7 separate regions of the Homo sapiens genome follow, and all the other regions are linked to region 1. The links are chromatin loops, found by intact Hi-C in ENCODE. Cell type or tissue: OCI-LY7. All regions are shown on one strand. Region 1 overlaps PRDM5 (PR/SET domain 5). Region 2 overlaps MAD2L1-DT (MAD2L1 divergent transcript). Region 3 overlaps NDNF (neuron derived neurotrophic factor). Region 4 overlaps PRDM5 (PR/SET domain 5). Region 5 has its middle 24 kb from the start of NDNF. Region 6 overlaps PRDM5 (PR/SET domain 5). Region 7 has its middle 55 kb from the start of PRDM5.

The links. Hi-C counts contacts between places; a loop is a spot of excess contacts. Peaks named below come from ENCODE experiments on the same cell type or tissue, not always from the same donor. Only the 100,000 strongest peaks of a DNase experiment are listed, where the experiment ranks them.
Region 2: it touches region 1 in a loop (8-fold over the local background); 20 of 110 quality-filtered maps call a loop at or near these places.
Region 3: a loop joins it to region 1, with 4 times the contacts of the local background. A loop is called at or near these places in 10 of 110 quality-filtered maps.
Region 4: it touches region 1 in a loop (4-fold over the local background); 3 of 110 quality-filtered maps call a loop at or near these places.
Region 5: a loop joins it to region 1, with 13 times the contacts of the local background. A loop is called at or near these places in 63 of 110 quality-filtered maps.
Region 6: a loop joins it to region 1, with 10 times the contacts of the local background. A loop is called at or near these places in 2 of 110 quality-filtered maps.
Region 7: a loop joins it to region 1, with 10 times the contacts of the local background. A loop is called at or near these places in 13 of 110 quality-filtered maps.

The regions. Positions count from the first base shown.
Region 1 is chr4:120,716,675-120,720,674 of GRCh38, reverse strand. All of the region lies in intron 14 of PRDM5 (PR/SET domain 5), which reads left to right. Among named protein-coding and RNA genes, the nearest start is that of PRDM5, 200 kb to the left of the region's middle. RefSeq lists an enhancer at 202-251. In OCI-LY7, a CTCF peak has its summit at 1,503 (motif pointing left); DNase peaks (open chromatin) are centred at 104 and 1,494; H3K4me3 peaks cover 1,028 bases; H3K27ac peaks cover 1,398 bases.
Region 2 is chr4:120,153,883-120,157,882 of GRCh38, reverse strand. The region is part of intron 3 of MAD2L1-DT (MAD2L1 divergent transcript); the gene reads right to left. Among named protein-coding and RNA genes, the nearest start is that of MAD2L1-DT, 89 kb to the right of the region's middle. In OCI-LY7, CTCF peaks have their summits at 1,353 and 1,555 (motif pointing left); a DNase peak (open chromatin) is centred at 1,572.
Region 3 is chr4:121,048,113-121,052,112 of GRCh38, reverse strand. All of the region lies in intron 1 of NDNF (neuron derived neurotrophic factor), which reads left to right. Among named protein-coding and RNA genes, the nearest start is that of NDNF-AS1, 21 kb to the left of the region's middle. In OCI-LY7, CTCF peaks have their summits at 1,431 and 1,638 (motif pointing right); no DNase peak of the experiment used is centred here.
Region 4 is chr4:120,770,133-120,774,132 of GRCh38, reverse strand. All of the region lies in intron 13 of PRDM5 (PR/SET domain 5), which reads left to right. Among named protein-coding and RNA genes, the nearest start is that of PRDM5, 150 kb to the left of the region's middle. In OCI-LY7, a CTCF peak has its summit at 1,980; a DNase peak (open chromatin) is centred at 292; H3K4me3 peaks cover 282 bases; H3K27ac peaks cover 1,734 bases.
Region 5 is chr4:121,094,858-121,098,857 of GRCh38, reverse strand. No RefSeq gene overlaps it. Among named protein-coding and RNA genes, the nearest start is that of NDNF, 24 kb to the right of the region's middle. In OCI-LY7, a CTCF peak has its summit at 2,032 (motif pointing right); a DNase peak (open chromatin) is centred at 2,017.
Region 6 is chr4:120,808,012-120,812,011 of GRCh38, reverse strand. It overlaps PRDM5 (PR/SET domain 5), which reads left to right. Exons shown (of 16, transcript NM_018699.4): 8 at 563-642. It also overlaps the pseudogene RNU6-550P. Among named protein-coding and RNA genes, the nearest start is that of PRDM5, 110 kb to the left of the region's middle. In OCI-LY7, a CTCF peak has its summit at 2,317 (motif pointing right); no DNase peak of the experiment used is centred here.
Region 7 is chr4:120,976,166-120,980,165 of GRCh38, reverse strand. No RefSeq gene overlaps it. Among named protein-coding and RNA genes, the nearest start is that of PRDM5, 55 kb to the right of the region's middle. In OCI-LY7, CTCF peaks have their summits at 2,184 and 2,386; a DNase peak (open chromatin) is centred at 2,395.

The sequences.
Region 1 (4,000 bases):
TCTGTAAAAGAAGTTTTCTAAGCAAGGCTGCTTGTTAGAGGGAAACTCAATGCATTTTGATTGTATGCAGCTGGTGGCACATGCACTTTCAGAAAGGGGCCCATTAAGAGGAACTGTTAGATATATGGCATGCCGTACTGTGGGCTGTAGCTCTGTTCCCTCAGCTGTGTGTAATAGAAACCCATGGGGCCACACTTGCAAACCCTCCTCTAAATTTCACCCACGATTCTGTTGCGAATTTGGTTTATAGAAGCAAGTAGTCATCTTTTGGTCTCAAAGCCCATCATGCTAAACGAAGATTACTAATCTTACCTGACTCCTAGAAAAGTGGAGGACTCCGAAAATCACAGCATGGGTTTCACAGCCTCTGCCATGGTGAGGAGCACACATCAGTCTGACCTCTGATCAGTGGTCAGGACCACCACAGGCCCCTGTCTGTAGCTCTCTTTTATTCTTGGAGGATCTGTTGTGGGATTGCCATATGAAGTACAGATGTTGGCCCAGTTATACACATACCCTATCATATAAGAGTACAAGAAGCCCTTTACTCCAGACACATGTGAACAGCTTGGCTATGCTGGGGTTGGGGAGAGAAGGGCCAGGTTTTGGGAATCTACTGCTCACCAGTCTGCGTTTTTGTGGCTCACAGTGAGGCCAGTCCCTGGAGCGCTGGGTTGTCTCAAAGCAGGCATACAAGACAGTTTCTGACTTCTGAGATGGTTCAATGTTTACATGATCCATCTTCCTGATATCAAAAATAGTTCCCCTAGATAGAGAAAGACAAAACCCCTGATGCAGAAGGATAATGGCGATATTTTTAAGTTTTAGAATAGCATGAAAGCAGCTTTTAGAAAAACAAATTTAACTTTTTAGGAGAAAAATGTGAAATCTACAGAAGCAGAGAATAGGATAATGAATCCCCAAGTAGCCCCAGCCCAGTTCAACAAGTATTAATTTTTTTTTCCATTTATAACTTCCTCACTACCCTAGCCATAAAACTTGAATTTTTATATGTAAAATTAAAATTATATCTAATTCAAGGTGTAAGTGTAATTATGACGTAGACATCTTTATATAAGGTCTATTGTAGAATTTGTTCATCTAGATTATGATAAAATTGAATTATGGGCATCCTAAGATCAAAGATATTTTCATTCTAGACCAGTGCTTTTCAAAAGTGTGGCTCGCAGACCAGTGGCAGCCCACAAACTCTTTATTTCTGGTCTATGATAAATAAAGAAACCGTGAAGAAGTGTTTAGAACTCTTACAGCATTTTGGCATTGCTGTGACATTCAAGTACATGATAATTTTTCTAGTAATTCGTTTTTAATATATTTTATAAAAGCATCACTCTGCAACAGACTGGGAAAAAGTCTTTAATTACAGATAGTTTGAGAAGCACTGTCTATAGTGTTTCTGTGGTTTGCCCCCCAGGGGACGTTTGGCAATGTCGGGAGATATTTTGGGTTGTCACAACTGGGTGGAAGATGGAGTGGGGAAGGGTGTACTACTGACATCTAGTGGGTGCACAGGACAGTCCTCACACCAAAGAATTATCTGGCCCTTTTGCTGAGATCCAGAAACCTTGCTCTGGACCAGAGTGGGGAGTTTAAGTACTCTGTGCCTTGTCTAAGGAAAGTTTGGCAAATAGTTTCTTAGTACAGGCTAGAAAGTAAGTCAACAACTGACTGTCTGTAATCTTCCTCACAGTTGAGGCTCCATATTCCACAGTGGAAATTAGTGAGACATTTTGCAGAAGAGAAAGTTTGAGGGTTAAGTGAACCTGCCCCACATCTTTTAAAAATATAACACAAGCCTTTTTTGTTTACAAGTCAGTGTCATCTATGCCACAGTTTGTAATGTGTCTGACAGATCAGCCACTATGGTAGCAGCTGAGAAGATGGGAAACTAGGAATTTATAAAATTTAGTTTATGTAGAAATTTCATATTTAAGAAATTCACACCAAATCTGTGCCTCATGGATTTTTTTAAATAAAACACTATTTTGCTTTCAGCTGAACCTTTGTTTTTAACATTTTTGTTAAGGCAAACTTCTCTAAAATCAATGATATACAATTAAAGGCATTAAAATGTTCCACTTTTGCAGAAAGGTCTAAGTGTAAATTGATGATGTGGTGTTCTCAAGGTCTCTCCTTAGTGAGAGTCCCTTATGAATTTTTTAGATTTTCTTTTAAATTTAGAAATAGGAAATAATTATCTGATGAAATATGTCATTTTTGTGAGTTTTAATAGAGTAAACATTAATGGCTATAAAATAATCTAATCTAGAAAAAGTAGCCAAACAAAATTAATTTGGAACAAAAGGTATGCGTACCCTTTAAGTCCTAAAATGTCTTTCTGTGTGTGTGAGAGAGAGACAAAGACTGTCTTCCACATCTGATTCCTCTTTGATAAGCTTCTCTAAATTTTATATGAAATCCAGGTTGGTCACATGGAAATTATTTCATTAAGTGCATACACTGTGGCTTTATTACAGCTTTGAGCAAGACAAATAGAGAAAAGGTGTATCCCTAGTGCATTCACAGAAGATATAACCACAGAGGAGCTAGTGTTTCACTCGCAAGTTGAACCTTCTCCTAAGCAAACTCATGATTATATATGTTCAGAAGACCACAGGCTCTGACAGTCCTCGCCATGCTCACTAGTCTTCCTGTTTTCTTTCATTGCCTACAAGTTTCCCTTTCTCAATTTCAGTAGAGTCAGCTATCACGGTCATGAAAGAGAACTATTAAGCATCATTCTATGATTTTGTGACACCTTTACCTTGGCCTCTGACTATAAGAGAAAGAGCTCACTGATTTTATTTTCCATTTTATTTGATTGTGGTCTAATGTAAACCATAGACAGCAACCACAGGAAATCTTTGGATTATGTACCTACTGTATGTGGATCATCCACCTGTGATCCATTCTGGGATGGATCCATCCAGGGATCCGAGGTTGACCCATCCTTATCCTTGGTAGCCTGTCTGATGGGGTCATACCTCTAATCTTTTAGTCAGGAATTCTTAGCTCAACTAAAAGAAAGCTTCTAATCAATTTCTATTTCTAAAGACTTCATGTTCAGAGTCCTCCAAAGTATATCTAAAATTTAACTTTGTTTCTGTAGAACCCTCTCAGATGATGTTGAGATTTATTAATTCAGTTTATCTTATCAAAAAAATGTAACATTTGAAGATACTGTTCTTTTATATAGGTGGGCATTAACTACACAAAATACGACTTTTTATTACCTAGATTACAAGGTGCAGCACATAGAGCTGTGTAAATCCTACCTTTTGAATGAAATCTGCCAAGTATTGTTTGATTAAAGCTAGACTGATGAGACTCCTGATTAATTCTGCCTCTAATAGATTACACAGTTTAACTGACAAATACATTGCCTCCATTTAGTAATGATTCCCAAGTTGTGATGACAAAGGACAAGCTATTTGTCAGTTAAACTATGTAATCATTCAGAAACAGAATTAATCAAGAACCTAATCATTCTTTCTCTACTGAAATTCAGCTAATGAGTTAAAGTGTATAATTTATACTACATATTCCACTCAGGAAGGCTCTAGAGGCAATGAAGTTTTTTTTTTTTTTTTTCACAATGTTCAAAGAAAGGAGCAGGAACAGAAGTCAGTGCCTCTCCAATCTTATCCCCTGTACCACTCAGCCTGTTCTTCTAACTGTGTTGACCATGTTCTGATTGGTATTTCTTTGGCATGGCTTATTAGGGGTAATGAAAAGAAATTAGTAAGGGAGGGTCTATGTGAGGGTTTACTCTCTGAGAAAGAAAATGCGTTTATTTTCTTCTATTTTGGTTTATTTGGTTCTCTTAACTTTAGAGGTGAGTGGCCTATGACCTCTTGGCTCTGCCTCTAGTATAAGAGCCATTTACTAGAGCAAGAATTCTCTAAGACTTGCTTTGATGACATTCACTATAAATTGGAATCCTTTTCCATGGTAGGCATTAGAAGTTCCTTCAAGGAGC
Region 2 (4,000 bases), 560 kb after region 1:
GAAATAATTAAAGAAATCTAGAGTCTGTAACTGCATGTTCTACATTGGTGACCACATAAACTCACAGCATACTTTTTGTTGTTGTTTTGTTTTGTTTTTTTTCTCTTTTTTTTGATTTTATAACTTGATATATTTTTATTTAATTTTCAATATGAGATTGTATGGTACCTTGTCCTCTCCTAAGGCACACATTCTTGATTTTTATTCCCTCTATTTTTTATTTGCTCAAGATACTGACAACAGACATGAAGTAAAACTGGATAAGTCACTGAGTTAGAGAGGGTGAGAAGAAAAGGAGATAGGGAAGTCATGATAGGCTCCTCCCACTTTTGAGACTAGATGGTTCTATTCCTTTCTTTGAACATCATAATTAAATTACAGAATTAAAAAATCAACAAATTAAAGCCTTATGTTTTTACATATTAATCCTTATTAATCCTTAATAATCTTTAATAATTATTTCACCAAAAGCATGATTGAATGATAAAATCTCTCTATATAAATAGCTTCTCAGAGTATTTCTTAAATTTCTTAAGTAGAGGTGCTGTATTAAAGATCCAGTTAAGGCAAATAAATGTTGTTTCTATGCTTCCCCCAAATCTTTACTTTGATCTTATTGAATAAAGTGAGAATAGTTATTACGTTAATACTATCAAACTACTCTGAGGAAGAAACAGGATATTATAAAATTCTGTTTCTTTTAAATGAGTTGTTAATTTCAATCAGCTAATAATATTTATTAGGTTTGAAAAAATAGATTAAAAGAAAGGGTGAACATATCAAATTTAAAAGTTACAAATAGTTAAAAACTAATATAGCCTAATTGCATATAATAAGAAATGAAGTAAAGATTTTTACTAATAAAAAAATGACATTTTAAGATATTATGAGTAAACATTTGTTCATTTCATATTTTAAAAGAAAAGGAAAACTGTTGATTACTTGATTGGGAAAAGGAAAATAACAATATTCAAGAAGGAGGATGTTATTATGAATCAAGGCTTTCAATGCCAAAAAGTCTTTCTGAACAACAATAATTTTCTCAAGTTAAGTTTTAGAAGTATTGCTTTATTCTTGCTTTTCTTCTATAATTTTCAACAGTATCTCACGCATGTCTCTTTCATAATTGTATACAATTGGTAGGGTACTAAAATATAACAAAGACAAGAGACAGCTTAGAAAAAGGAGAAATTGAATACTTTTTATTGCTTTTTGTGATTATTTTTCATAAATTTTGCAGAGAAGATATAGCCAAAAAGCATCTTGGAGCATGTCCTGACCTTGGAGGAACTTTTTCTTCTGGAATATTTCCCGTTTGTGTTTGTTTTCTCCCCCTATGTAGTCTTTTACTTTTCTAGAATAATTGCGATGAATTACAAACATAAAATTCAGAGAATTTTTTAAAAGATAAATACTTATTCAACAATTTCATGTTTCATTTAACTATACAGATCTGAATATTTGTGTGATATTCTCTTGGATTTTCATGACATCTGCTTAGTTTTAAGGTATGCGTTACCTTACATTTTCTTCAAACTGGAGTTTTATTTGAGGCACTAGTGCCATCTGCTGGACACAGATAAAATTAAAGACTTGTGAACGCAGTTTCACATGTGAAAAGTCCAACCAAGCATAGCCCTTGTTCCTTAAAACTTAACCTTTATGAAACACTTGCTATTCTTTTCAATGTACTCAGAAACATAGGTTCAGACTTGTTTCCGTTGGTCATCCCAGGAAACTTAATGAAAAGTCTTTTAGGACTATTTGCCATCACAAATACAGTTTAAAACTACATTCAACATTCAACAAAATTTGCACTGAGCATTCTGGGTACACAAAAATGAAGACGATTCAGAAGCCAACTTCAAGATGCTTGTAATCCCATAGGTTGATAGGTTGAAAAAAGTAATTACAATTGTGAAATTAAAATGCTACAATCTACCTCATTCAAACAACATGTGAAAATTGCTGTAAAGATATACTTATTCCTAAAATAACAAATATAATAGCTCTGGGAGAGATTTCAGACGACTGCCTACTTTTGCAATTGAGAAAAATGAGACTAAAGTGTTCATGTCTTATTCAAATCATATTGTTAGTTAGTGTCAAAGTTGAAACCAGAAGCTAGATCAACTAATGCTCTTTTCATGGTTTCCCTTTCTGCCCAATCATTTCTTATCAATTATTTAACATATAACAAAGTGAAGGTAAAATATTCAATTTTAATAAAAGCTTAAACATTTGATATGTCATAAAGATCATATTGAAAGCATAAAAAAGCAAAAGAAAGACCATTTCAAAATCTTCTCACATTTTTAATTTATACGCTTGTTTTGTTGCTCATTGGTTTAATATGTGTCTTTTGCCACAAGATTTTAAGATTGCACAACAGAGCTTAGCAGAAGGCTTGGCATTTCACAACAGGTACATGATGAATGAACGAATGAATGAATGAATGAATTCTAGACTCATTTATATTTTCTTAACCTAGTGAGAAAGGAAGGACTAAATTAAGCATGACAGATTGCTGAAAAAAAAGGAAAATCGATGCAAATGAATGGAATGAATAACACTTTGTAGGTTAATAAAAATGTTTAGAGCTGCTTGCTCTTACTTCTTTCAGGTACATATTGAAATCCCTGTGGATAACTTAGCTATATCTGAATTATTTGATAACTAAATATCAAAGGATTAACACTGTCTAAATGTTGACTTGATCAACATAAAAGATATTCCCTACTTTTCTATCTTTAAGACAAATAAATATTAATTTGGATAAGACACTGAATTCTAGGGATAGAGAGAGGAGCCCCAGATAGAAAAAAATGTATTGACCCTGCCATAAAATTGACTATTGCTAGTGCTAAGAACTGTTATAATTGCAAATCATGTATTAATTTATTTAACCCTCAAAACACAGCTCGAGATATATTATTGTTAATTCCATTTTGGAGAAGGAAACACCGTAGCATAAGAAGTGTAATAACCTGCCCAATATTACAGAACTAGGCGTGGAGAAGCTGATCTACACAAACAGGCAGTGGGCATCAAAGCCTAAGCTCTTAACCTCTATGTGAGTTGTTCTTAAGGTGTGTTCCAAGGGCCTGATTCTCTAATGCACGGAACCTATCAACCATGTGTCTATTTTCATAACAAACTAAAGCTGAAACAATGAACCAAAAAACAGATGATTTCAAAGGAAAATATAAAGCATTTGCCTATATGGATAAGCCCAAGAGGGCACATACTGTCAGAGTAGAGACTAAACTGCCTTAAAACACCTACCACCAATATGTCTTATCACGTTTACATTTTATCTAATTTACATTTTTTCCAGGGGGTGCCTGAGATATTTTCAGGGGGTCTGCAAACTCAAAACCATATTCATCATAATATTCAGAAGTTATTTTCTTTTTACATTTTCCTTCTTTCACAAATACATAGTGGAGTTTTTCCAAAGGCTATGTGATGAACTGGATACAGAAATAGGTACGAGGATCCAGCTATATTCTGTTAAGCAAAATACTGAAGAGAGTTGAAAAAAAAAAGTGCCACTTTCCTCACAAGTATTTTAAGAAAATGTATTTATTTATTTATGATTTTTTTGAGACAGGGTCTCAATCTGTCACCCAGGCTGGAGTGCAGTGGTATGATCTTGGCTCGCTGCAACCTCCACCTCCCAGGTTCAAGTGATTCTCCTGCCTCAGCCTCTTGAGTAGCTGGGATTACAGGCACCCGTCACCACACCTGACTAAATTTTTGTATTTTTAGTAGAGACGGGTTTCACCATGTTGGCCAGATTGGTCTCTAACTCCTGACCTCAAGTGATCTGCCCTGCCTCAGCCTCTCAAAAATGCTGTGATTACAGGTGTGAGCCATTGTGCCCAGACTAAGAAAATGTTTAATTTTGATGAAATTATGCACTCATGTTAACATATAATGAGTTTATTACTGTTGATTTAAATTAATTATTATTTTAAATATATAAAATACTCTAAAT
Region 3 (4,000 bases), 330 kb before region 1:
TGGTGATAGAGGGATGGAGGAATTTGTTTTGATCATATTATCACAGGTAGGTAAAGCTGTTGGCTGCTGTTCTGAGGAAGCTACAGTGATGAGAAAGGTCACAGTGCATTAATTTATATCACGTCTTCTATTTTGAGAGCCTTGGACCTTTACATGAAAGCCCAAAAGAACTTTCTATCTACCAGATTTGCAATTGTTTGAATTGCTCAGATAATATAGCCAAATAGCAGTCTATAACTATTAAAGACAAGCTTTCTAGTGGTTGAAATAAGAGTCTGCTCTTAAAAGTCTTAATTGTTTTATGTGGTAAAACCATTTAGTGGATTTTTAAGGAAAAAAAATTAGCCAGATTTATTTCTTATCACTGTTCATACAATTTCAAAGAATAAATGTTAACTAACTGAACCAGTGGTTTAACCCAGATGGGTAAATTGACTAGTTGATCTTATGTAATTGCAGATAAATTTTGCAAAATGACAGCAGTAGAACTGCTATAGACATTCTGGGGCAAGTTGAATTTTTGTAGGGTATGTTGTGCTTTTTTGTGATGATAGAGGTAATTCTGGGTATTTAATTGATACAATGAATTACTCAAACTCCCTTTAAATTTTTACTTTGCTTACCATTGACCATTTTATAATTTACAAGCATTTCCACAGGTTTGTGGGAAAAAGATATGCCAGGTCAGTTGGACAGTTTATTTTATCTAAAAGTTCCATAGAATATGAAGTTTAAATTAATGCTAAAGAAAGGCTTAGAATTGTCTGTACATGTTCAATTATCCATCATGTGCTCCACTCCCTACTCCTTGCAGAACAATAAAAACGCTTTAAATCTATTCACTGACATTTTCTTTAAAACTGGAGGAAATGAAGGGGAGAAGCAAGTTCCCATCACCATAGTCCTAAAACATTAGAAAGAATCCCTTCTCCATATCTCTTGGGTTGTATAGTATTTACCTGCTCGCAAGAAAGTGGGCAGCAGATGTTCCATTTTTATATTTAAAAGTTTCCTCTTTGGGGACTACTACTTATTTGCCTTAACTCCAATATCAGCTGATTGAACTCATAATGTTTCCACATTTTTGATCTAAAAATATGTGTGTGTATATATTCATACACCATATAAACTAGTTATTTACTTTGGATTATCCAAACCCATCTCTACCTTTGTAAGTATAGACTATATGGTTAACCTTTGGACAATTTTATTTCCCCTGTAGGATATTGGCATTCCAAAGAAAAATCTCATATCACCAATAATCTATTTTCTAAAGATTGAGTTGTATCAAATCATTAGGTCATTTTTATTTTCTCACCTCAGTTTTAGCAGGATCTGAGGACTTGTGCCAAATGTGAAGAAGGCCTTTGACAACACAAAAATAGCAGAATTATAGATTGCATCTATATCTTTTATTCATTAGAACTTTTCAATTGAAACAAAGTCAATTTTTTCAGTATCAGAGTAACACTACCAAGTTCTTTTGGGTTGTGGATACTGTGCAACCAAGTTGATCTGCCAAGCAAAATAAAAATATTTGGAATTATCCTAGCAACTTTCAGCTTATGTTTGAACTAAAGCCTCAATTGTAGAAAGATAGCAAGATTTGTTGCTGTGCAAACACATTTCCTACATCATCCACCAGATGGCCATGAAAAAAGAAAGTGCTTAAAGTGAAACTCTGATTGATGTTATTTAATGTAAAGTTTAAATCTAGATAAGCTCTGCCTACCTAGAAGTAACAAAAAGAAATGAGAGGAAAAGTTATGCCATTAGAGGGCACTTTTGTAATCTTAGAAAAAAAGTCTGTTCTTATAAAGCAATTTAAGGCTTATGCTTAACAAGAATGAATTTTCATTTGTTTATTCTCAATGACTAATTCTTAAATTGTATATCTGAGACAGAACATTTTATTGTTAGGGAAAAATGTGTAAAATCTTAAAACCACCATTTAAATAATATTTATGTAAAGCTTCAATTTTTTATCAGTCAATATAAGTTGTAAAAATATATACAATGTATCTACACAGTCATTTTTTGATTAGCTATATTCAATGCTCCTTGTAAATACATTTTAACTTCTGCCTGTAACCTGACCAAATTGAACAAGCCATCAGTGCTCCCTAATATTTAAGTTTTTCCCCAACAGTAGTTGCATGTTATTAGATAATATTTGTAGAACCAGAATCTGACAGAGTATAAATTCCTGTGTTTGGGGTCCATACAAATTTTTAAAACTTTTTTGAAAAGTATGTTTTGCCCATAATTGGCATAGCAATTGAGATGGTTAAAACTGTTTCAGAAACAAAAAATGTGGCCTGATGGAATTTTAGTTTGGGAAATATGATGTTTTTGATAAAGCAAAAGATAAAGTTTCAGTCCATTATCTATTGGTGATTGTCTAAATAAAAATATCTACCTGAGCCAATAAAGTAGGTAAACCAGTAAAATAGTTTAATAAATAGAAGCTTAGTGTCAAAGACTATGAAAGACTTGAGATTTTAGCCCACTTGCAAGCTAATAAATTAGTCTGTCATAGTTTCATGGATGCTAGAAGAAGGCAAGATACTCCTGGGTCAGAGACAAAGGACTTTATTACTCAGAGTGACGTATTACTCAGGCAGAGTATCATTATTTTCTTCCACTGGCTCCCTGACCCCCACTTCCCACAGGATGATGCAAAGAGGGCCAGCGGGCACTGGGCCATGTTTGGATTTTATTACAAGAGAGGATCCCTGAATTTAGGGACCTAAAATCTTCTATAATCGGTGGTAGCCATGCCTGCTCTTTGCTCCAGAGGCTTTATCTGCCAAGACTGCTCACTATACAAATATCCTTGAAAAGATAATGTGGAACAAAAGCAGTCAGTACTTCTGCTCCCAAGTACTTGCAAAAGCAAACACAGAGACCCATGGAGAATTGCCTCCCAACACTTACTCTGCATAATCCTATAACTTGAATTTGTTTACTAATATTAATTTGTTAAGTAGCTGAACTGGAGAATATATAATAATCAGATTTACCATATTTTAAGCCACCTATAATAAATAGTTCATATTTTTTACATCAGATAGTATTTACTGTATGACCTTACTTATCTAAGTCTCACTTTGATCATTTTTAAAATGAGAAAAAAGAATAGTGCCTACATTATAGTGTTGTTGCTAGCATTAGATGAAATAATATATATAAAGAACTTAGAAGAATGCCTGGCATGTGGCATGTATACAACAAAATTTATTAATATTGTTTTTATCTCAGATTTTTTTTTCTTTTTTTGAGACGGAGGCTCTGTCGCCCATGCTGGAGTGCAGTGGCGTGATCTTGGCTCACTACAACCTCCGCTGCCTGGGTTCAAGCGATTCTCCTGCATCAGCCTCCCAAGTAGCTGGGATTACAGGCGCCCACCACCACACGCAGCTAATTTTTGTATTTTTAGTAGAGACGGGGTTTTGCCATGTTGGCCAGGCTGGTCTCAAACTCCTGACCTCGTGATCCACCTGCCTTGGCCTCCCAAAGTGCTGGGATTACGGGCGTGAGCCACTGCGCCCAGCCAGAATTCATTTTTTATAAGTATCTGATTTAATAGAGAGTTCTTTCCTAGGGCAGTTGAGGATGCAGGGAAAGTTCCTATCAATCGACACTATTTTTCCAACTCGGGCTGACCTAAATATCCCAGATACCCTGGGTCCTTAGGCAGCTTGTCCTGCTAAGTCATACTGTGGCACCGTGGTTGGCAGCTTTGTGGGCAAACATGGGGCCTAAGGAGGTAAGCCTTGAGTGGCTCTGAGGCAAATATGCCTGTGTATCTCGCTTTCAAGTGCTCTGATAGCATGTTTGCTAAATTTCTAACAAGTACAGAAAGCGAAATTCTAGCTATTTCTAAAGAGATTTTCTTCTTTATTTGGCCTCGTCTGTTCTCACAAGGCAAGTTTTGGGGATGGTACTACAAAGAGAAATAAACTTGTAGAATTGCATGTGGCATGTCTATGGTATTTCT
Region 4 (4,000 bases), 53 kb before region 1:
ATTCTTAAAAATAATCGAGGATTCTGGAAAGCTTTTATTTATGTGGGTTATATCTATAACTATTTGCCATATTAGAAATTAAAGCTGTTTACCATATTAGAAAATTTAAAAATGTTTACTTGTTAATTTACTAAAAGTAACAATATTACCCATTACATGTTAGCATACATATTTTTATAGAAAATACCTGCATTTGCTAAACTAGAAATCATTTAGTGTGAAAAGAGAAGTTGTTTTACATTTCTGAAAGTCTGTGGTTTAAGAGGAGACAGCTGGATTCTCGTATCTGTTTCTTCACTCATCCTGCTGCAATATGTTCTTTTGATTGCAGAATTTGAAGAAAATCTGGCCTCACAGATATGTAGTTAGAAGGGGAAAGTATTTTAATAGTTGTTAAATAATTTTGGGTGTTATTACAGTGGATGATATTACCTTGGACATTATTACTACACTAAAACTCAAAAAGGGCTAGTGTTTTTAAAGGCTTATTGTTGTGTGGAACCTAAAATTATCTCAGTGAGCTTTGCCTATTCTGTGACAGTAAAATCAGTTGGACTGTGTTGCACTTCGAATGATCTTTTACCCATGCGTGATTCTGTAACATCATCATGTTACAGGTAACTTGGAAAATATTGGCTCACTAAGTTATGCAGATCTTTTATGTTTACTTTACTTAGAGGAAGAACGTTTTATCTTATTCAGGGGATGATATGTTAATATCATAGCTGATCTCATTAAATAGCCTAAATATTCAGAAGCCTTCAAGCACTTGGGAGCATTCTAAATTTTGTTTGACTGCTATAATTCCTATATTTCCTAACAATTCCTATCATTTCCTTTTTTCTTTATTTTTTTCAATGACAGGCTCACTTCTTTTATATGCAAAGAACAAATGTTCACAAAATGTTTAATAACCATAATTTGTCTGTCAGTCATTTTGTTTCATATAAAAATGATGTTTCATGAAAAAAACTGCCAGGTCAGCTTGCAACTCAATCACACAAGTGCTTTTCCTTGAGACAACTTTCATACATCAGCATGCGTTACAAGTGCTTTCAGCTTAATTTCCAAATATTAAAAAGATTATACACAAAGGTTAGAACTTAATAAAATTAATATGTTTTACTTTATCACAGATGTTCTCAAGTGAAACTGCCATTTATATGTACCATGATTTTGTGGCTGTGAAGGCTACAGTGACTAGTATTACAAATTGAAGTCACTAGCAGTTACCAGTTTTACTCACCATTACTTTTATACCATTAGTGTAAATGTCAACATGGTGAAAAAGACAAATAATGTAATAGTAATATTATGAAAGTAGTTTTGACCTTGCAGACGTTGTAAAGAGTCTTGGTGATTCCCAGGAGTACTCAGGCCATATTTAGGGAACAAATACTCTTGAAGGGCCCCCTGGCCAATGATAAATACCTAGGGAAAAGCAATTCATGTGAAATATGTGTTGGCTCATGTAAATAAGAGCCCGGCTGACAGAGGCCATTCTGTTTAACTGGGGCCATTTCCGTCTTGATTTCTCAGACTGGTATTGCTTCCAACTATTGCTGCAGCATTCTTCATAGTAAATTTTCAAGCTTTTGCCACTGCTGCTGCCGCCGCTGCAACGTTAATGTCCATTGGCATTGCCTTTGCTGCAAAAGTCAGTTGATGAGTAGGTCTGCCAGCTTTGACTCTACTTTTGCATAGGAACTGTTCACTGTTGGGCTGATATTATGTTTATGACTGTAAATAGGAAAACATTAAGGCTTTCTAAATTTGGGCTTACTTGTAGATATAGTCTAGAACTCAACTCCAAAACTTGCCTGCAGATAGCAAAAGATAGAAATTTGATAAAAGATCATCCTATCAGTAAGGTTTTTGCTGATATTTGAAATTTTGTAGTCAGGGTTCAGGGGACTCTGAGTTCTCATGAGATTAAATAACTTTTCCCGCCTAGAGAGTTGCCGTGATTAGTAGAAACAGGTCTCAGGGTGTTTCCTGTTATACCCTCCTCTGCCATAGGAGTCAGTCTTGCATAATGGAAAGAGCAGGGGCTTTGGGACAGCTGGCTTGAGTTCAAACCCTAGCCCCCTGCCACTAGCTAGTCATATACTTTTGAGCTAATTTCTTCATGTCTCTAAGTCCCATTTTACATTGTACATTTTTGTGAAGAATAAATGAAATCATGTATGTAAAATACTCAGTGCTAGTTCATAGTAGATGGCCAGTTCATTGTCATAAGTATAATTTCTAAAATTCTTCTATAATATCACTCCTTGTTAAGAGTACTTTTCCAAAGTTAAATGAATTGTGTTTATTAATATACCGTGGCAAGCCTTTACTGAATGACATAACCTCCTATATTATTTTCTACTTTTCTTCTTACGTTTATTTACAGGACATCATATTGAGAATTTTCATGTTCAATACCTTTCCCTTTTATTTCTTCCAGCTTTATCAAGATCTTAAATTGTTGAACGTGTTGAAATTTTCATAACTTAGTTTCGTAGATATAATCTTGGTTGACTATTGATAAGGAATTAATATCATGGTGTTTGGCATACTTAAAATCATGGAATTTTCTTAATATATTAATTTGGGGAAAATGCATTTTAGATGGCTATGTTTCTGATTAACTAAGACTTTTTTTAAAAGAAGGCTAAGCATTCTTTTTAATACATGTTTAAATGATAACTCAGTTGAAAAAATATTTTTGGTGGTATTTAAAATTCTGAACTGTGTATGTCCCACCAATTTTTTCCTTGAAATTAAATCATAGTAACCTCCAAAATACGCTTAATAAATTGTTCTCCTTGCCATATAAAACTTATCCTAGGCTTTTAATATTTACACTGCCTTATTTATTAGGCATAAATCCAAAGTATGCTTGATTCCTAAGTCTGAAGAGAGGTTGCGGGCAATAATGTTTGTTTTATAAAAAGAACATTGTTATGTCCCTTGAAAAACTGTTTATAATGGCAAAAAATTGGAAAAGATCCTACATATTTAACATTAAAAGAACTCATAATTCATGGTATATCCATAAATTGGAATATTATATAGGTAACAAAAGTGATATGGATATATACTAAATAACATGAAAAGAAATGAGAAAGATGTTACAAAAACAGAAGGATATATTTTTGTAAGAATAAAGCATTTGTATTTAAATAATTGAAAAGTTATCTACTAAATTATTAACTGCTTTTATTTCTATATGTTATAAATATGTTTGGTTTTAATTTTCTTTATGATTTTCTGTTTTCTAATTTTTATAATAATTTCTCTTGAATAATACAAATATTTAGTGTGTATATCATGATTGTGCAGGTAACTGTTATTATAAGATTTGTGCTAAAATACTTAGGTGTGAAACTTCTCTGCATCTTATTCTCAAATGGACCAGGAAGAAGTGCATATAAAAATACATGTTAAAAAAGAGAAATTATCTAATTTTTTTTTCTGAGACATAGTCTTGCTCTGTCCAGGCTGGACACAACCTTTTTGTCCAATCATATTTTAAAACAGCTGTCCATACTTTCTTGAACCTAAGCATACAATTGAACTGTTTCCCCTGCATCTGTGGATCTTCATTCTGAAGGCTCCCATGTCACGTAAAACTATGATCAAATAAATTTGTTTGCCTTTTCTCCCATTAAAAAAAAAAAAAAGAGAAATGAGAAGGAGAAAGCAAATTTGGTGAAATGTTAATAAATATTAAACCTAAGTGAGTTTATACAGTGTCCACTGTACTATTCTTCCAACATTTCCTCATGTTTGAAATTTTCATATTTAAAAATAAATAGGGGTCGGGTGCGGTGGCTCACGCCTGTAATCTCAGCACTTTGGGAGGTTGAGGTGGGCAGATCACCTGAGGTCAGGAGTTTGAGACCAGCCTGGCCAACATGGCGAAACCCCGTCTCTACTAAAAATACAAAAATTAGCCTTGGTGATGGGTGCCTGTAATCCCAGCTACTTGGGAGGCTGAGGTGGGAGAATCACT
Region 5 (4,000 bases), 380 kb before region 1:
CTATGAGCAGAAAAGCCTTTTCCATGTAGAGTAATTCACAGTTTCAACTACTTTCCATGAAGCATTTTTTCATCTGTTCTAAGTATCAGCATTTCATCGTAGGGTTAAAAAGTAGTTTTGCTGTAGAAGTAGAATGAGCCTGGGGTTTGAAGTTAGACAGCAAGTGACCATTTCTGCTTCTATTTCTGTGTGAACTTGGTTCAGTTTCTTCATCTCTTAAATGGATCAATAATAATTTCTGCTGCACACACTGTTGTGAAAATGAATGAGACAATAAAGCAACTAGTGTAGTGTCTGAGGCATTGTGTAGTGCCTGACACGTCGTAAGAGGATAGTAAATGCTAGCCATTAGTAATACTTCCAAATGGCCACATATTTCAACCACAAGACTTAATCTCATCTCAAGCTGCTTCCTTCACCCCATTATCTCACACTGGGGCTTTGTTCCTACTTTTTCCTCTAATGGTTCTTAAGAGTTTTACTTCAATTGCTTACATAGATCACAACACCATTCCCCAGTTTGTTAACCTTTTTAATATTTCATTCTCAAAAAGGTCTATTCTACCAGATTTACCTTTAGATCTGTGTTATAACTTCTATTAGTGAGAATATGTTTTTAGAGGTTAAAGATTATTCATATCTGAATTATTTTGCGGCCCATATAAGAAAAAGTACTGAAATGATAACAACGACATTTGGTAAGACTCTCTCCATCCCAGTGAAAGAGCAAGGATGATTAACTTTTTAAGCCTACAGAGAAGACATTCTAGGACCATATCACTAAACTACTGTTTTATAATTACAAAGTGGCATTTTGTCACCAGAAAGATATATGGGAATCAATGGAGGAATACTAGCTCACATGTCTAAATCCAGGAAAAAACATTAGGAAGCCCTAGAATTAGGAAGCCTCAGAGTGTGCAAAAGAGGTAAAGAGATTCCATTTAACCTTAGACTGCCCTGGTAGCCAGTTTGTTTGCTCTGGGTTGAGCCATCCATTGTCCAGGAATGTAATGGGTAAAAGAGACTCAGAAACATCCTTCCTCAACCCCAACACCCTTGCATCTGCAAACCGATTTCACATTGTTAAAGGTTCACTCAGTTTAGTCATTTTAATTTTAAACCAAAATAAATGTAAATAATGATCCAATCAATAAATTGGTCTTTTTATAAAATAAAATCAATTCTAAATCTACTTTAAAGAACCATTTGTAGAGGTTTTGGTTTTAAGTTCATGAAAAGCATGATAACAATCACAAGAACTGTGATTCCATGTTTTCAGAAGTTTATACTGCAGGCCTTCAACCTGCTTTTAGAGATAATGCAGTTAAAACTAACACTCAGCACAATCAATTAAAAATATCCAACCATGCTAACATTTTGGAATGATCCGGATGGTTAATATTTGAACGAAGCATCTGAACTGATTGGCTGTTTTGCTACTGTGTTTCAAGTTAGAGGTATCATCAGAGGCCAAGGTTTCTTTAAATTCCTCCAACAGTTCATTTTAGACTACCGATACTAATAGGTAGCCTCTTGAACTATGTGAATGAAGCAATTTTCAGTACCGCCAGGTGTTAGAAAGTGACTAGTACGTAATGGAAGCCCAGTTAATGTTGCTGCCAAAATTGATATATGAATGAATGATCTCTATTGGCCTGTATGTTTCAAAGCTTCTATACCAGATCTTAAAAAAAAAAATCCAAGTTTTAGTTTGGTTCTGGTTACAGTTACTCCAGGGCCTGTGTTATCTAGTTTGGCTCTCTACAATAAATTAGCCAATTTTTTACCAAATTTTTAGTGTATTAAACATAGGAAAGTCTTATATAGGCAGATACTTTGGTTTGTTTTACAATTTAATCATTTGATTTCTATTTTGTTCCTTGCGAGCTTAATATTTTGAACAAATTATCTCTGCTATTGTCCCTGTTATTTTCCTTTAGTGCTGATTTCATAACAAGAAAAAACTGACATTTGAAATCAAAGGTTTTTTCCTAAGTAAAATGTCCACTAGATGGAAGTATTGTTTCAAAAGAACGAGGGTGATGGCTTTAAAAAACTATTTCTAAAACTTACCCAGTGAAAGTTACATCATAAAAACTGATAGACAATTCCTTTATTACTTTCCTAATTTTTTTATTTTTATATAAATGACAGCATTTAAAATCCATGTCATTAGGAGGCTTATATTGTGAAAATTGTTGCATCTCTGTAAAGACTTAAGATGTCTCAGTGCTGAATTCTCTAAGTTTATTTTCTATATGTTTCATAGGTTTAATGACAACAAAGAAAATATCTTAGTTAAAAAACATGCCTTAAAATCAGAATCCTGGGAACTTGCTTCATGAGTCAGAAATAAAAAATTTGTAGAGGGTTAAATAAAAACCCTAAACATAAAGTGCCTAACAAAAAGATTATAAAACCCTCAAGTGTGGAAAAATACACACACATAGATTAGATGTGAGTGTCTTAAAGTTCTCAAAGAAACAGTATCATTGTGTATTCACACATTCTTGCCCAGTCTACACAACTGTATTTAAAGTGCATATTTTAATATTTGCTAATGCAAATGGCATAGTAAATTTGCAAATTACATTCCATTCTTATTTGCAGTTGCTGACCTGAATATAAAAATATCTTTATTAACTTAAATTTGTCATGGTTTGCCATTATTTTAGTATACTTAAGGCAGTACTTGAGCAATTTTTTGTTTTCTTACTATGATGTTTATGACTAATATTTTTGAAAGTATTTACTCAACCTCTTATGGCATATTATGCTTTATAATTAAATATGGCTTTGGAATTAATTATTAACATTATCTTTAAGAAATACAATTCTGAGGAAGCAAAATTTTAATGCAATATAAAAGCATTTTAGTTGGAGGCTTCAAACCTCCAACTTAATGACAAGCTTCTTCCACACATTGCCCCACAAGTGTACACTTTCAACAACTGATAAAGGGAAATCAATCAGCCCCCTCTGCAAGCTCTTTGAGGTAATAATTGGAAATATCAAAGAGTATGTATTTCATAAAGCAAGGCTGAGTCATCATGATGCCATTGAAAATACTGTAGTTCTTTTTTCTCTATAAAAGCTGTGGGACATTTTAAAATTAAATTGGAATAGCAGTAATACTTTCTTAAAGTTTTTTCTAAGCTCTCACAATTGACAAAAAAAAATCTTTTTATAAAGTTTTGAGAGTAAATGGTTTGTTTTTTTACATATTTCCTTAGTATTATTTCCTAAGTATATTAACTTAGTAAAAGTTAGCAAGTAAAGGAAGGTTTTCAAAAACTAACATAACAATTTTCTATTCCTCCTTTAAATCATTCAAAAAAAATGAAGTTTCAAACGTTGTTTTGATTTAATATTATATTATGTAGAAATACAAAGGCAGTTCACGCTTTGTAAATTGTATTTAGAAAATTGTGTACTTTGACAAGTCTAGAAGTTCATTTTCCCGTCGTAAAGCTAGACAACTAAATTGGCCTACTAAAGGACTGTGAACCAGTTTGTTATATAAATGAGAACATGTTGTTGATGTTTGACATAAACAGCAGAGGTGCAACTGAAGTCAGCCTGCTCACATAATTAAGTAGTCAATGCAAGACTACGTAAACCCTTGATTCCAGTGTTAGAATGACTGTCTGTGTGTTTCTTTGTTCACCCATCCAACTAGCCCTATATTTATTAATCAATATTTATCGAATGCCGAGTATACTTTTGGAGCAGTCAAGGTTTTCCGTGCCTTTATATTTGTGTGCTGTCAAACCTTTCTAATTTGATTCCCAAATGCTCCATTTTTTAAACATTATAAAAAATTCTTCTGTAACTTCTTTCTGCCTGCTGAAAACAAGGCCAAACTCTTTGGCCTGATATGCATGGCTTTCCTCAATAAAGCTCCAACTTATATTTTGAGATTTATTGGCTATTATTTTACATATCTTCCATTTCATTCAAATCTTATCTACTCACCATTTTCTGCACACCTTCACTT
Region 6 (4,000 bases), 91 kb before region 1:
AAAATGGGATAGTTAATAGGTGTAAAAATATAGTTATAATGAATACGATCTATTATTTGATAGCACAACAGGGTGACTATAGTCAACATAACTTATTGTATATTTAAAAATAAAAGAATAGAATTGGAATGTTTCTAACACAAATGATAGATGCTTGAGGTGATAGGTACCCCAATTACCCTGATGTGATTATTACACATTGCATGCCTATATTGAAACATCACATGTACCCGAAAAATACATAACACCTATTATGTACCCATAATAATAAAAATTATGAAAAGGTATATAAGCTTCTGCATTCTCTTGGGAGCTTGGGTCTTTATTCTGAAGGCTCCCCTATATACATGTTAATTAATTTGTATGTCTTTTCTCTAATTAAAAATAATTAAAAAGATTTAAAATATAACTTACTCTTTAAGTTTAATGAATATATCTACAACACTGAATTGTTTAGAATTCTAAATTATGAAGATGAACTTACATATCACCTCGAAACACTATTTGTTTTTCCTCTTAATAGTCTCATTTAAATCATCATGGTATTTTATTTCTATTTTAGGAGATCCTAAGAAAAAGCTTATATGTTCAGTGTGCAATAAAAAGTGTTCTTCAGCATCAAGCCTACAGGAACATAGAAAGGTCAGTAAGATAAAAATTCATCACAGTTTAATATCTATCTTTAATAATTTTAATATGTTTTATAGTAAGTATAAAAGTTACCAAGTTATTTTGATGTGAAAAGATAATCTGAAAAATCAATGGCAATTATTAACTCTAACAACATTAGCAACTATTTAATATAATTTGTAATAAAATAGAATTAATGGAGTTTTAATTTTTGCTCTTGTTATGACAAGGTCCAATATATTCATACTATATTTTATTATTATAACAAAGATGTAAATGATCATTGTTAATTTCACATATTGTTTCTTTTAGCATAGCTATGAGCATGAGATATTTTCTTTACAAAAGAGAAGGAGATGGTATTCGTGAAAATAAAATTTTACTTTTGTTATGGTTTGTAAAATGAATTTTTGTTTCTGTTTATATATAGATGTATTACAAAGTAATTTGACAGGACTTAAAATTTATATGATTTTTAATCCAGTAGCTCCAACCATGTGCTGTGGGTTTAACTTATAACATGTGAGGCAGCTAAATTATTGTGTTGATATGTCTGAGGTTATATCTTGTATGTTTAGTGATTTTGATACTTAAGGAGAAATAATAGGACAAGCACCAGACCAGGAATCAGGGTAGTGGGTTTCTTTTTCTATCACTAACCTTCCATGTAACATTAGGCCTTTCTTCTCCCATTTATAAAATGGGACACTGAATTGATCAGTATTCTCTTGTTTGTTTGTTCTCTATGTACCATGAAACTACTTTTTTTTTTTGGTTTTCAGTTTTCAAGTGGCAGTCTTATTAGATTGTTTAGAGATATGGAATGCTTTATGAATTTGTGTGTCCTCCTTGTGCAGAGGCCATGCTAATCTTCTTTGTTACATTCCAATTTCGGTGCTGCTAAAATGAGCACTGAGATTACTTTTAAAGGAAAAATTTTATGCAGAATGCCAATCCAGAGGACCCTTTTATAGGTCTTTTTTCCTCCTTCCCCCTCACCCTTATGGCTTCTGAAGCAGAACCCTTATGGCTGAAGCAGTTCATCTTCTGCAGAGACAAAACAATTAAGTCTACTGGAATAGATCTCTTCTAAGCATCCTCTTTTATAATTCTATGATTTATTTTTCTGACCCATTTAAATCTTAGAGGTTGAAATTTAAGCTATTTTACCAAATAGAGCAATGGTTCCCAACCTTCTTGGTACTAGGGACCGTTTTCCTGGAAGACAAGTTTTCCAAGGACCAGGGGGTGGGGGAGGAGGTTTTAGGATGATTCAAGCACATTACATTTATTGTGTACTTTATTTCTATTATTATTACATTAAAATGTATAATGAAATATTTATAAAACTCACCATAATATAGAATCAGTGAGAGCCCTGAGCCTGTTCTCTTGTAGCTAGACAGTCCCATCTGGGGGTGATGGGAGACAGTGACAGATCATCAGGCATCAGACACTCCTATGTGATGGTAATGGAATACAGAAACTATAACTCATGCCTCCTGAGTGGTCTTTGCAGAATGTTAATAAGTTGCTAGCTCAATGCAGCCCTTCCTCCATTTCAGCCATAGTCCTTCACTATTCAGCCTTTCCGAATCCATAGTCAACTTTTATTGACTCCAATTGGAACTTTTCCTATAGTTGAGAATGTCTAATGTCTAATAGAGTTAGGTTGCAGTATTTCACCTTGCCAGTAGATGATGCTATATGACAATGCCAAATTATACTATAGTCTAGTATCTTAAATTACTATTTATTATCTCCTATAATGATAAGGTATATTATGATTCTTCTTGAAAATAATTTGGGAGTTCAAATTTTAAAATATTACCCTCCAAATTAATTTGGTACACTGTAAATTTTATAAAATCTCATAAAAATATACTTTATTTAGCATTTGGCATAATTAAATAGTATTACTTGTCATTTTCACTTTAAATATGATCTTTTTATTAAGCATTTTTTTGTTTTTTTTAAAAGTATTTTTTTATTATACTTTAAGTTCTAGGGAACATGTGCACAACGTGCAGGTTTGTTACATAGGTATACATGGGCCATGTTGTTGTGCTGCACCCATTGACTTGTCATTTACATTAGGTATATCTCCTAATGCTATCCCTCCCCCCTCCCCTCACCCCACGACAGGCCCTGGTGTGTGATGTTCCCCACCCTGTGTCCAAGTGTTCTCATTTTTCAGTTCCCACCTATGAGTGAGAACATGCAGTGTTTGGCTTTTTGTCCTTGCGATAATGAGAGGTGACAGTGTGCTGGCAGCCCTCGCAGCCTTCGCTCCATCTTGATGCCTCCTCGGCCCTTGGCGCCCGCTCTGGCCATGCTTGAGGAGCCTTTCAGCCCACTGCTGCACTGTGGGAGCCCCCTTCTGGGCTGGACAAGGCCGGAGCCGGCTCCCTCAGCTTGCCAGGAGGTGTGGAGGGAGAGGGCCAGGCGGGAACCGGGGCTGCCTGCGGCGCTTGCGGGCCAGCGTGAGTTCCAGGTGGGCGTGGGCTAGGTGGGCCCCTCACTTGAAGCAGCCGGCCAGCCCGCAAACCCTGGGCAGTGAGGGACTTAGCACCTGGGCCAGCAGCTGCTGTGCTCAATTTCTCACAGGGCCTTAGCTACCTCCCTGTAGGGGAGGGCACGGGACCTGCAGCCCACCGTGCCTGAGCCTCCCCATTGCCGTGGGCTCCTGTGCAGCCCGAGCCTCTCAGGAGGAGTGCCTCCCCCTGCTCCATGGTGCCTGGTCCCATCGACCACCCAAGGGCTGAGGAGTGTGGGCACACAGCGCGGGACTGGCAGGCAGCTCCACCTGTGACCCCAGTGTAGGATCCACTGGGTGAAGCCAGCTGGGCTCCTGAGTCTGGTGGGGACTTGGAGAACCTTTATGTCTAGCTAAGGGATTGTAAATACACCAATTGGTACTCTGTATCTAGTTCAAGGTTTATAAACACACCAATCAGCACCCTGTGTCTAGCTCAGGGTTTGTGAATGCACCAATCAACACTCTGTATCTAGCTAATGGGGACGTGGAGAACTTTTGTGTCCACACTCTGTATCTAGCTAATCTAGTGGGGAGGTGGAGAACTGTTGTCTCTAGCTCAGGGATTGTGAATGCACCAATCAGCACCCTGTCAAAACGGACCAATCAGCTCTCTGTAAAATGGACCAATCAGCAGGATGTGGGTAGGGCCAGATAAGAGAATAAAAGCAGGCTGCCCCAGCCAGCAGTGGCAACCCGCTCAGGTCCCCTTCCACACTGTGGAAGCTTTGTTCTTTTGCTCTTTGCAATAAGTCTTGCTGCTGCTCACTCTTTGGGTCCACACTGCCTTTATGAGCTGTAACACTCACTGCAAAGGTCTGCAGCTTCTCTCCT
Region 7 (4,000 bases), 260 kb before region 1:
TTTCTGAATTTACTCTAGTTTCCAACTCACAAAGCAGAGGGGGAAAAGGAACTCATGGTCATCCTGTAAATGAAACCCCAGAGCTCAGGATGTAGGAAGGATTGTTGAAGTAATGAATATGCAAAACACTAATATTTCAAGATAAAACAATGAAATTGAATTAAGAATGATACCCTGAGGACCTGCCACATGTGGTATTCTGCTGTGCGCTGTAACAGAACTAGAAATTTGCTATTGGGGTGTGGGGATTCAATACACCTATTAATCCCAAAGCATGCCAAAATCAAATCTCACCTCACACATAAAGGTAGCAAAAGATTGGTAGTATCACAGGTTTGGAATAGGAATAGAAACAATAGGCTAAAAATGGAACAGTTGTCTAATCTGGGACCACTCAGGTTAAAGACATTAATGAGTCCATTTCCTAATGGATTATAGGTAGGAGTGAGTGGATCGTGGACAGCATTGAACTGGGAGACCTACTTCAAAGGGCATCTAGGAAAATTTATAAAATATCTTTACTCCTTTACCTCTGAAATATTATAAGTTAAATTTGATTAAAAACAATGAGCAATAATATCAAACTTAGAAGAAAAATAGACCTCCAAAAGAGGTGTCTCAGAAGCGCAGCACTCCATCTAAGAATGGTGGGAGAAATGGAGAAAGCTTTGTTATTTGAGGGGCTTTAACATGTCAATCACATGGACATCAGTCCCTGAAGTCTTTTGTTAACACCAACTGCTCTCCTCACTTACTTTCCTCCTCCTTAATGTCCTCCTGGTTTCTATAGCAGCATCACTTTCCTTTTCTAGTGAAGAATACATGACCCTAGGCTTTTGCTCCAATTTATCAAACCTTCAGCACCGAGCCCTCTGAGGTAAATCTTCAACCTCTCATGGACTACCATAGAAAGAAACTTGACCTTCCAGGGCAAGTCCATTGTTACTACTCTAAGAAATAGGCTAGAGTCTTTGCTGCAGTACTTTTCAGGACAGTTTCATGTTCTGCATAAAAGTCAAAACAGTATTTCATTCTTGTGTATTTCTAAGAAATGGCTAGAATTTGGATGCTAACAATGAACATGTAAAAACTAGCATTGTGCTTTAAGTATGGATGCCAGAAGCTATAATTTCTCTAGAGGGACCAGATTTTAGTATCAAGTAACTAGCATTTACTTTTATGGTTGCCTTTTGGATAGCACCTTATGTGAAAGAAGAGCAGAGAACTAGAAAATTCACATCAAAATAGATAAATTTTGAAATGATTTAAGAATTCAATTCTGGGGCCAGGCGCGATGGCTCACGCCTGTAATCCTAACACTTCGGGAGGCCAAGGTGGGTGGATCACGAGGTCAGGAGTTCGAGACCAGCCTGGCCAACATGGCGAAACCCTGTCTCTACTAAAAATACAAAAAAAAAATTAGCCGGGCATGGTGGCACATGTCTGTAGTCCCAGCTACTCGGGAGGCTGAGGCAGGAGAATCGCTTGAACCTGGGAGGCAGAGGTTGCGGTGAGCCGAGATCACGCCACTGCACTCCAGCCTGGGTGACAGAGAGAGACTCTGTCTCAGAGAAAAAAAACAAAAAACAAAAAAAAAAAAACCTTCAATTCTGGAAAGGATTTTGTTTGTTTGTTTTAACTTTGATTTTCTCAAAAGGGTTTCCACAGAATAGGATCTTCTACCAGCTGTATCTGTAGAAAAGGAGATGTGGTGCATTTTTTTTTTTTAACACTAAGGACAGTTTTTTTTTTTTTTTTTCCCATAAGTTATCAGGGTACTGGTGGTATTTGGTTACATGAGTAGTGGTGATTTGTGAGATTTTGGTGCACCCATCATCCAAGCAGTATACACTGCATCCTATTTGTAATCTTTTATCTCTCTCCCCCTCCCACCCTTCCCCGCAAGTCTCCAATGTCCATTGTATCATTCTTATGCCTTTGCATCCTCATAGCTTAGCTCCCACATATCAGTGAGAATATACGATGTTTGGTTTTCCATTCCTGGGTTACTTCACTTAGAATAATAGTCTCCAACTCCATCCAGGTCACTGCAAACGCCATTAATTAATTTAAGGACAGTTTTTTAAAAGAGAAAACAAACAAACGAAAACCTTTGGTTGCACTAGTTTGATCATCCTCGCTGTGAAAGGTTTGCAGAAGCTAAGCAAATTAGCTCCAGTTTCCTAGCCCAAAGCTATCTCTCCTTTGGAAATCCTGAGATACTCAGTCATTGCAAAGCTCTGTTCTGCTCAGCCTGGTACCAGAACATTCTTCACGTTAGATCTGCCCCAGGACTTTGGGGAAGTACTGTTGTCTCTGAGGAGGAAGAAGGACAGGACTTCACCTAGAACCTTCCAGATGTAAGCTTCTCACAAAGGCTACACACTCAGATGCCTGTAGGGGGAGTAAAGTACATAAATGTGAGAAGCAGGCCCATGTCTTAAGAGTATGAGCAAGCTGCTCAGATTGCAAAGTAAGTTGGGAGAAAGAAAGCACTCCAGGTGGAGGTGAGGAGCAGTGTGAGCAAAGATCCTGGGGCAGGAAAAATGTTGAACAAATTGAAGGTGGTGAAAGAAGGCCCATGTGTCCTAGAGCAGAGGGTAGCTAAAGATTTTCTTTTGTGGTACAATGGCAGAGTAAGTAATCGCAAAAGAGATTGAATGGCTTAAAGAGCCTGAGATATTTATTAGAAAGTTTGCTGACCCCCTCACCTAGAGAATGAAGAGGCAATAACCAGAGAAATGGTTTGTGAAATGTAACCTGAATCATGCAGGACCTTGAAAATGGGAGTTAAAGTATTTTGATTTTATGTTTTGGGCCATAGATAACCACTGAAGGGTTTTAAACTGGGAGTGCCATAACAAGGTAAATGTCTTTTAAAAGAGCATTCTGGCTTCTATGTACAAAACAGACAAGACAGAGACATAAATGGAAGTTAGGAGACCCGTTAGGAGGATATGATGGTATTGCAAAGAGATGATGGTAGTTTGGGCTTCAGTGACTTCAGTGAAATCTAGTTTAAGAAGTGTTAAGGAGATAGTGTTTAGGATACTAAAATTAGAAAAAAATGGAATAGGAGTTTCTTGAGGCCTCTACTATTCCATAATGTTTTAATGTTAAACTTATGCATTGATAGCTTTACTATTTGTGTTCATTATTATTATTTTAAACTTATAATTTATGATATATCAGTTATAATTGCCAAAGTTTAAAATCGTGACTACTGGGCAAATATATAATGATCATACATAAACATACTATTTAACTCACTAATAAATGAAGAACCAGTAAAATGTTATTGATTCAAAGAATACTTATGATATGTATCTGTATATAATCTATTTATGTATCTATCATCTCTCTCTCTATCCGTCATCTATCTGTCTATGTATTCATCTATTTGTAATTTTTTTAACATTAGGATAAAATTGTTAGATTAGATATTAAACTGGTTAATGTCTTACAAGGTGATTAGCTTTGGGGTTATCCACTCTACTAGATAAAAACTATCCACATCTCTAATATACAAAATCTGTAAGTTAACCTTCGCTCCTACAGAGTTGTAATGTGCTCCAAACAAACAAATATCAAGCCCACTGCTGCACTGAAAGAACACCCAATAATCTCTTTTGCCCATTTCAACTTTCACGTAATTTTTCTGTTAGGTACATTATGCTGTCCCATAAGTATAATAAAGGGGATTGCTCATTTCAGCATAATCTAGATTTATAATCATTTTATTTCTGTTCTGATATCTGTCATATACAGATCCAAGTGAGGGATAAACAGAAGAAGGCTTGGGCATAAGAACAGTATCAGGTGGAAAGCGAGTTTTACATATAATAATGGTTAGAACACTCCTTTCGGATTTTAAGTGTATGTTTTCCATTTCTGGGATATTCACTAAAAATTTATTTTAAATCCAAAAGTTTAAGTACTTAAACTCAAATTTGTGGTGGGAAAAATACTCTTATTCTTAAAATGGAGAGCAAAATTAATG